Linked DNA regions of Mus musculus: region 1 is linked to region 2. A link is a loop called in an ENCODE intact Hi-C map of the cell type or tissue named here. Cell type or tissue: gastrocnemius. All regions are shown on one strand. Region 1 overlaps Camk2d (calcium/calmodulin-dependent protein kinase II, delta). Region 2 overlaps Camk2d (calcium/calmodulin-dependent protein kinase II, delta).

Evidence for each region. Peaks named below come from ENCODE experiments on the same cell type or tissue, not always from the same donor. Only the 100,000 strongest peaks of a DNase experiment are listed, where the experiment ranks them.
Region 1: a loop joins it to region 2, with 2.1 times the contacts of the local background. A loop is called at or near these places in 1 of 42 quality-filtered maps.

The regions. Positions count from the first base shown.
Region 1 is chr3:126,660,235-126,665,234 of GRCm38, forward strand. The region is part of intron 2 of Camk2d (calcium/calmodulin-dependent protein kinase II, delta); the gene reads left to right. Among named protein-coding and RNA genes, the nearest start is that of Gm15551, 6.2 kb to the right of the region's middle. In gastrocnemius, no CTCF peak of the experiment used is centred here; no DNase peak of the experiment used is centred here; H3K4me3 peaks cover 1,410 bases; H3K27ac peaks cover 2,125 bases.
Region 2 is chr3:126,742,190-126,747,189 of GRCm38, forward strand. The region is part of intron 4 of Camk2d (calcium/calmodulin-dependent protein kinase II, delta); the gene reads left to right. Among named protein-coding and RNA genes, the nearest start is that of Gm15551, 76 kb to the left of the region's middle. In gastrocnemius, no CTCF peak of the experiment used is centred here; DNase peaks (open chromatin) are centred at 2,454 and 4,445; H3K4me3 peaks cover 276 bases; H3K27ac peaks cover 1,216 bases.

The DNA of each region.
Region 1 (5,000 bases), 82 kb before region 2:
GCAATAGAACGTCCTGGCTGTTTATCACAGAGTTACCTCAACTCTTTTTGGCTCACCTTCGAGGTTGTGGTCCACAGACAAACATTTCGTACTCTTCACTGTTCTCCAAGCCCTCTGAGTAGGTTTCTTCCTGATTATGAGTCATGCTGTGCTTGCTCTTTGTCACAATCTCACTTCGTCCCCTTCAAAGTGGAAAAACCTCTACACACTCACAAGGCCATGCTCTACTCCCTCACCTCGTCCTTGCTTTTGTTTTTTCTGTCTTGTCCCCACAGTGGTAAGCATATCCCTGTGTCGGGTGTTCCTTCCGTCATGTGCTGTTGCTTGCTCTTGGTGACTTCCACTCTTTGCCTACTGGGCTTTTCTGGGATAGGTGTCTACTTGGTATCATTGTTGCCTCAGCATGGCCTATCCAGTGCATGTAACACAGTCAGCAGTGAGTTAGGCTGGGTCTTAGATGGCCAGGGTCCTGCCCACCATGTCCTGTGCCCTCCAGGACTAGCCTGTCCCACTTGTTGATTTCAGTCTGATAACTAGATGTAACCCTGGCCTCACCTGCCACATCCTAGCTGCTCAGCAGGAACCTGTCTGGTTTTCAGTCAGAGTTTCCTGTGCAGGTGGCGGAGGATTTTGAAATGCTTGAAACGAAGCCATCACACCCACTTGAAATAGTTTCTCTCATCTGTGTGATAAGAGGTGGGTGGCAAAAATAAGTTCACAGAGCCTATTACTTGGAGCTGAGATCACGGATTAAATGTCTTGAATGGGGAAAAAAATGTATTGGTTGCACTTAGAATATTTTCTCTGACCTTTCTTACCTTGAATTCAGAAAGAAGGCAGTTTTCTCATGTTGGAGGAACGCTGACTAATTCCCTGTACCTCCTTCACTGTCGAGCATCTGACTCATGTGTATTTAAGGGAACTAGCTGATGACTGGACTCATGCAGCTACGAGGAAAACATGGGATCCAGACCTGTTTGTTACCCTGTGTTCTTAGGGCCTCTTTGATGCGGCAGCCCTGGTGACTCACTTCAGCTCGGTTTGCAGAACACTTGAATGAAAACTTCATGCACAGTGATAGTTAAGAATGCTATGTAGACTGAACTGATGCGGGATGGTCAAATTCCTACTTTCAAATGAAATTTAAAAAGGCCAAAGTAAAGGTCTCTGCCTGGTTTCTCCAAAGCAGAGCCTGAGAGAAAGAGGTTGTCTGAGAGAGCTGGACGTTGGGTTGGACCAGAGAAACAGGAAAACTGACGAGCTTGGCCTGTTCTGCACGGCACCGAGGTTTTCCTGACTACAAGGGTATGTCTGCAGGGCACAGAAAGGCAGCAGGGAACCCAACTGAAAGGCTTACAGATTGAGAATATGTGCAGGAACGGTAAATGGTAACTAACATTTTGCAGCTAAAAAAAAAAAAAAGAAGCCGAAGTGACTTTCTACATCAATTCAAAAAGTTTTGAATACCTGTTTTGCTCGTATACCATTGCTAGTATTTGAAAATTCGTTTAAAAAGTCAATACACTGATATAAAATATTGTTTGTCCTAATAACCCCAAACATCTGAAACCTTTGGCTTGTTTCTCTGTGGTACAAAGTTCTAGCTTGCCCTCCGTGTGTGTGTGTGTGTGTGTGTGTGCATGTGTGAAACATATAACTTAATTCTTCTTCTTACCCCATGTATTCTGTTTTATGTTGTCAGTTTTCTGTTAGTGAAACACCAAAGCCTTGCACCCTGTAAAGAGGTCTACTTAGTTCCTGTTCCATATCTGTTTTGATCTCTAGGGGCCTGAGAACATGGTACCGCTTACCGTCAATGGGTAGAGTCATTTACACAGGAGGAAGCAAGAAGACCAATAGAGATAGCCCATCATGCTTTTGGTCTTGTGGTAACCCATTTATTCCTCTGAGGTTTCAATCACTCTCATGAGATGTGGTGTCTCTGGTGACTGAACACCTCCCACTGGGTCTCATCTTTTAAGAGGTTCTAGTACTGTTCAGTGTTGCTGTTGTAGTCCAAGCATAGGAACCTTTGGGGATATGAACCACGTCCAACCCATAGCATCCTGTAAAACATCTTCTTTTATAGTGTAAACAAGGAAAAGAAAGGGCTGACCTAATTCATGTGGTCCTGTAACCCATGCTTTGATTTGCTTTGTTTTGTTTTGTCTTTTGAGAGACAGGGTCTTAGTATATAGCCCTGACTGGCCTGAGACTTAATATGTAGATATAGATATTATTAGGCTCATCTTGACCTCACAGAGATCCTCCTGCCTCTGCCTCAGAGTGCTGGGATTAAATGTGTGTGTCACAATACTCAGAGCTGAAGTTTTAAGTATGACTATTTCTTAAATTAGGAAAACATATATACTGACATTATAAAACTAACCAATTATGAAGTAGAACTCAAGAAGTCTGTTTTTGTTTTTTTATTTTTAAATTAAGTAAAATATTAACTAATGTCAATTATTTACATTTCAGCAGACCACTTAGTTAAATGGTAGTTTAACCAGGTTTTTAGCCATGGTATGTGTGGCTCTGTTTGTTTATTTGTTTTTATTTGTTTGGTTGTTTTGCTACTCAATTTATTATCATCTATTAAATGGAGTAAACTCTAGAAACAATTTGAGATGAGAGGTGTACCTTGTCAAGAGCCTGAATTGTCCTGTGCTTAGCGGGACTTAGGATGCCTGTGCCATTTATTGTATTTGGATTGAAAATGAAGAATATAAAGATTTTTAGATTTTTTAAAATCTTGTATACTGCAGTATCATATATGATAAGACGATTGCAAAAGAAAGAGAAATAGCTTAAGCCGATGTGTCACTATCAGTAAAACGAGCACTTAGTTAACAGGAACCTGAAAACTCCTGAGTCTTCCAGTATTCTTTAATCGAAGAATGGCTGTAGGAGGTAATGCTGTTTGTGACCTACCTCTCTCATGAAGAAAAAAAAAAGAAGATTAATTAGTGAGTAATTAATAGACCAATGCACAGCCCCAAGAAAGGTGTTCTGCAGGTCAGAGCTTTCATTAAAAGTTGACTCTCCAGACCTCATGAGATGGAGCCTTCAGTCAGTGCTCATAAGGGAGCCACTCATCTTCAGGCAGTGACACCAGGGATATTTGTTCTAGTTCCATTTGACAAGGCTCATTTTCCCACTGTGTTCCTTAGTGTCCTCATCTGTCAAATCAACAGTCTATGACTGGGTAGTCACTAAGAGGAACTTACTCCAAACGTGCCATCATCAATGTCCTTTCAACTCCCATTTCCCACCTATTAAACTACTGCTAAGATATATTTCACATGCCCCACTCAAGTGCTGTGGCAGATCTTTGTCTCCCTTTCTGATGAAGACCGCATCATAGCCAGCACAGACTCTAGGTCAGGGTCAGCTTCAGGAACAATCAGCTGGTCCTAAAGTGATCATAACCCTCCTGTGGCTTCTCGCATCTCATGACCACAATGGGAACTGAGGTCCCAGCTGTGGACCACACTGATTTACTCTGAAGCTCCTGGCCAGACAGAAACTTTAACGGTTTTGCTTTCAGTTTGCTTCTTATATGGCTTGGCTTATACTCTCTCTTTCTCGAGATCTAGCAATACAATCTTGGAGGTCGTAACCTGAAAATAATTTGCACCACACATGACATTTCAGCATCTGTTTCTGAAGAATCTGACCTGGTGAAAAGACCTCAAGCAGAATGTATAAAAAAAGACAAAACACACAAGCTGAAGGGAGATCTGAAGCATAAAGGATTTTTTTCTCAGTCTATGCCTTATTCATTGGAAAACTGCATTTCGAACCAAAAGCAAGAGAGGCTTAACCAGGAAGAGTCCGGTTACCATGGGGTGTGTGATAGGCAGGAGAGGACACCTCTGGCAGTCCAGGTTGTTTGTCCTGTTAGTGTTGGTTATAGCTAAGCCTCTACTCGCCTGCTTAATCTCTAAATCCATCCCTTTTTGTTTCAGAGAATTTTGGAGAGAAACATCATACCAGATATGTTTGGTTTCTATTAGAGACTGTGTCTTTTTCAGATCAGAAGTGTAGGCAGTGCTTTCTGTCTCCTTCTCCTCTGTCCATGTCTTTTGATTTAAATGGCTCCGACTTGGTTTTCTTCTAAAAAAAGAAGTTGCTGTTTGACAGACGCTGTAAAGTCGAACTTATAACAAAAATTGTATGAGTGCAAGACATTCAGTTTTATACTGGAAGGGAAGTTTGGTAGTTCCTTGCTGGTGCTTTTCCCATATTAAGGATTTTCCAGTTTGGTTTCGTTTTGAAATGAGATTTATTGCACTTTATTGCACAAAGTTATATAACTTGAAGATTTTTGATTCCCCTCTATCCGTTGCTTGAGTGATACGACGGAACTGTTTTTCTATTTCCCTTTTACGTGATTTGATTTGTGCATTTATCTATTCTTGACGAGTCATGTTAGAAGAAACTGAGTTCTGACTGGTGTGTGTAGTAAACTTCAGCTTCTTTTGACCTCACCCTCCATTCATCTACTCCATGATCAGAGAGTAAATCATGTTTCTGATACCATGTTTTAGAAAGCTTAATTATCTCTTTAGCATCAATGTTCATCCATCCATGGAGTCTGTAGTTCTTTCCACTAATGGACAGACGTCCAGAGTAGTATCATGTCAGTGAAATGCCTTCCAGATAAAAGGAGAAAATGCACACCTCTAAGGTTCAATGCAGAGTGTGTAGGTATTTTTGCATAAATTCTAAAAATAAGCTGAATTTCTGCTATTATTAGTCAAAATACTGGGCATTGTGGGGTAGAAGACAGGGCTGGGAGCTTGGGGGGCTCATAGTGTTTCTTGATCTGGGTACTGGTTGAATGAATGTTTGTTTTGTAAAAGATCATTGTGCACTATACTTAGGGCATATTTTCTGTTTCTTCTCTCCTCCCCCCTTTCTCTCTCTCCACACACACACAAATGCATACCACACAACCGTTCTCTCTCTCTCTCTCTCTCTCTGTGTGTGTGTGT
Region 2 (5,000 bases):
CAGACCTTCAGTCATTAGTACTGGAGAAAACTTATTTATTGAATTAGGTGGGGAACCCTAGGTTATTCAAACAAAATCCAGAAAACTTATTTATTGAATTAGGTGGGGAACCCTAGGTTATCCAAACAAAATCCAACTGACTCACCCTAATCTTGGGGAAAGAAGAGATAAACTGAGCCTCACAACCTAGGCTGTTGCGTTAAAATATATATATTCTCTTAAGTAATTGAAATATTCATAAATATACTTGATCTCAACACCCAATGATAGGCTACTGAAGTTTAGCTGGACCCATATGCTTTCTCTGTTTATCAGTATAGCTGTTCATCACATGCCTCCTGCAATTTAGCGATTAGAGCTCTTTTTGAAAATGCTTTTTTTCCATACAATATATTCTGATCATGGTTTCTCTTTCCCCAGCTCTTCAAAGATCCTTACCACACAGCAGTAAGTCTCACTCCAGAGTCTATGTGCAGTGACTACCAACAGTCATATTAAATGTGACTTGTATTTTTCCCTCTTTGAACCAATTAATGTGACCAGAGGAATTAATTGTCAGCCCATTGATCTAGAAGTGCGCTACTTAAGCAGGGTAGGCCACATGGGACAAGAGTAGGGGGAAATGGCTTGCAATGGAGAAATGGAGAGCAGTTAGCTCAGCAGAAATGAAATTCAAATAGGTAAAAGATCCAAATCCACTACAGAAGATGAGAGGATGCCAGAAAACAAGCCAAGAACAAAACTACCTTGGAAGAGAAGAAAATGGAATTGCCAAAATGGAGAATCAGAACAGGGAATGATGGGTGCTGGTTATCAGACTTGATCGAAACATCAAACCTTCTTTTCTAATATGAGAAACAATATTTAAAAGTTACCTTTACCAATAAAAATTGGTAATTGTTACTATTTTTCCTGGGTGATGGTCTTTATGCTGAAGTGTATTATAAAGCCAAAGCTTAGCATTTTTAGTTCAGTCATTATCATAGGAACTCAAATAATTCCATGGATTTCTGCTGGATGGATTTTCTTCTCCTTATTGCCTTTAAAAATATTACATTTAGCCGGGTGTGATGGCGCACGCCTTTAATCCCAGCACTCAGGAGGCAGAGGCATGCGGATTTCTGAGTTCTAGGCCAGCCTGGTCTACAGAGTGAGTTCCAGGACAGCCAGGGCTACACAGAGAAACCCTGTCTCGAAAAACCAAAAAAAAAAAAAAATTACATTTATTTATTCATACATTCATGTCTGTGTGACAGAGTGGTTGGGAGTTCGTGTGTGCTGGTTAGCGGACTACTTGGAGGAACTAATTCTCTCCTTCTATCCTGTGGATCCCAAGAACCAAACTTAGTGCATCAGCCTTGAACACTACTGCCTTTACTCACCTAACTGTCTTGTGAGCCATTCATGGCTTTCTGTGCTGAAGTTTGAAAGGACTGAAGATGTTGTCATAGTCACTGTTCTATTGCTGCAAAGAGATGCCACGACCATAGCAATGCTTGTAAAAGAAATCATTGAATTAGGGCTGGCTTACAATTTTAGAGGTTTTCTTCATCATCTTCATGGCAGGGAGCATGGCAGCATGTAACAGACATAGTTCTGGAGACATTGAGAGTTAAACTTTTAACCTGCAGGCAGTAGGAAAGGAAGAGAAACTGTAGGCCAGGCTTGAGCTTTGGAAACCCAGAAGCCCACCCTCCAGTGACACACTTCCTCCAACAAGGCCACGCCTACTCCAACAAGGCCACACCCCTAATTCCTCTCAAGTAGCACCAACAAACATTCAAATGACCAAACATTCAAGTATATGAGCCTATTGGGAGGGAACATTACTATTCAAACCACCATAGATGCATACAGCAATATTAAAAACATTATGAAATTATATAACATCTATGAATTCTATTAATAACAGGGTATGTTTTATCATATGCAAAGTCTATATATGATTTATATACATGCATCCCATAATATATATATGTTTGTAAATGTAAAGGTTCTTTGTGTGTATATACAAATGAATATGCAAAAGGCTTGAGTGGAACAAAGAGTGATGTTTATGGGGAAAAAGATCACTCTAGAAGTGCATCTTCAAGCCTTAAGTAACATGTTTAATTATAACAAAATATAATCTTTTTATTATTGCCTATGTATTACTCAATTTTTGAGTTTTTAAATTCAAACAGTGCTTGGTGTTAATCCATAGATAACGAACAAGCAAACTATTTAATTTATTTTATTTTGCCTTGGAATGGAAAACTGTCAGGTGATTAGTAAATGAACACATCAGATTTAACTGGGAGTTGTTCAAAATAACTGGTACAGTCTGGAGCTGTATCATTGGCCAAAGTGAGGCGATGAGCAAGGACAGCATCTGCTGAGTCCTGCTTGGACAAGGAGAGAGAGAGTGACTCACCTATGAGTCCAGCCTCAGCAGGCTCTGGAATTAGCGACTGAGCCATCACTGCTTCCCCTAGGAGAGAAAGCTCCTCCACCCCCATCCCCCATGTTGTGTGTTTCTCTGAGATGGCCAAAATCCTGTCAAGGAACCTCTTGCTTTCCTCCATAAGCCACACATAGTCCCTTTGGCTACAAATCCTTAGTTAAACCAGAAGCAAAAGCAAGAAAGAGAAACTAGGAGACTAGAGAGGAAACATTAGAGGGGGAAATCAGCCCAGCATAGAATAGGAAGGATATGAGGAGGCCTCCCCTGGTATGGTCTGGGGTAACTATCAGCTTTTGTTTGATTCTGTTTGTGTATGCTAATGTGGCTTTTTCCACTTCAGTTGTTATTCATATGGAACCAGTGCTGTGGCTGTAAAGCAGGAGGCAGAGCCCTGAAATCAAGTGTGTAGGTTTGACCTGCCCTTCTGCCGATTACTTCTACTCCAATTTTGAGCAGTCTGCTTTGCTTCTTGGAACCTTAATTTTGTTGATTGTTTTGACCAAAATAACAATATCACACATTGTCCAGAAGAATTAAATAGCTCTGTTGGTGTAAACTTTGCCAAAGAAGTATTTGAGGGAGAATAGCACTTGATAAGTGTTACTGTAGTTTAAAAATTCTGAGTTCTATGGAAACAAACACAGTTTTGAATTGTATCGACTTCTTTCCTATCATACTGTTTCAGAGAAGAAGGGGTGGGAGCGGATGCAATTGTGTATGATGAAGCAACTGGGGGTAAGCTGAAAGAGATCAGGGAGTCTAGAGGATGAAAAACACCTTCCTAACTAGTACCTAATAAACCACAGTGCTCATGACTGGTCTTGAAGTATGCATGCATTTCTATGGATGGAGCAACAGTGACAGTCAAGATTTGCTTTCATTAGATGAGAATAAGTAGGCTCTTTGCTTACTCACCCTTTCGCTGCTTCATCAGAATTAGGAGGCTTGTTATAAAAGCACATGCCTATACAGGATTTTCTGCCCTGATCATCAGGACCCGGGAAGAAGCCCAGGAACATCTGTCCTCTGTCCTCTCCAGACCTCCAACTTACACAGTCGCCCTGTGTGAGTCCCCTAACTCAGTCTGTCATGCCCATCTTTAGTCCACGTGTATTAGCACGTGGTAGGAATAAAGGACATGTCCAGGTAACATAAATACCAAGAAACAAGTTAGATACCTGCTTTTGTCAGTGCATTTTGTCTGTGCCCTTGTTTTATATGCATTTAACGGTAGTAATAAAAACGAAAATTGCATTCTTTATCCCCAAGTGGTCCCATTTCAAACCATGAGTGCTTTCAACAGCAGCTAATAGGTTGGGTTTTCCTGCTGGCAGTGTTCCTAGAGAATGTTGGATCCGGGAAAAGTTATCAGGAGAATCCTACTCTGTAAAGGAGATGAGTTTCCTTTATAGATGTAAATGAGTGTGATGTCACCTATTGTGGGTTTTGTCTCATCATAATGCCACTACAGGGCATTTCACAGTAGCATTAAAGAAGAATTCTTGCTTGTTATTCCAGGAAATTATTTATTCTGATTTTAATTTCTCTAAGGGAATTATTTTTATCACCGAGAGCAGTATCAGTTATATTAGAATATTTTAGATTAATTTCTTACATGAAACCTACCAAAACTTGATAATGGAGGCTTTTATTCGGCTGATGATTCCGTTCTCATTGCTGTGCATCCTGTGCAGGCTGCATATCAGAGTGTACACAGGGAAGTCACAGCCCTGGGAAATTCTCATCAAAAACCAGTGGTTCATCCGAACGAAGTGGGTGGAGCTTCAAGGTGACAGTTCAGAGAAAATTTAGCATGCAGCAATTTAAAATTAGAAGCCCTTGATGAAAGATGAGACCTGTTTTAAGCCACTTGGTGAGCCCCACCTTTTAAAGGCAAGATTGGACTCCAGAGGGCTGCTGAACAGTCACGGGAGGACAGTCTGTCTCCTCCCATTCGGTGTGTGTGACTGTGTTAAATAAAGCTGTGACCTCTGATTATCACCCGGGCATTTCCACTGGCAGAGTGCCATGGAATAGCACATATTTGTCAAGCAGTAGGGGCTGGATTCAGAGACTGTCTGAGCTTCTAACACTGCCTACTGTGTATACTGTAAATACAGTAAAAGCGACATTTTACCTGGGTAGCAGGTAAGCGAAATCGCTGTGATTCCTGGGCATCACTGCTCTTTCACACATTACCTGTTTCATGAAGTCCGTGCCTGTTACTTAAATGATCATGTGACCAGGCAATGGGGAGAAGAAATATCATCTAGTTTCTTATAATCACCCATGTATATAAGATTCATGCTACTATTTAAGGGAAGGTCTTTCTTTCTTTCTTTCTTTCTTTCTTTCTTTCTTTCTTTCTTTCTTCCTTTCTTTCTTTCTTTCTGTCTGTCTTTCTCTCTTTCTCTCTTTCTTTCTGTCTTTCTCTCTTTCTTTCTCTTTCTCTTTCTTTCTTTCTTTCTTTCTTTCTTTCTTTTTTCTTTCTTTCTTTTGTTTTTTGTTTTGTTTTGTTTTTTCGAGACAGGGTTTCTCTGTATAGCCCTGACTGTCC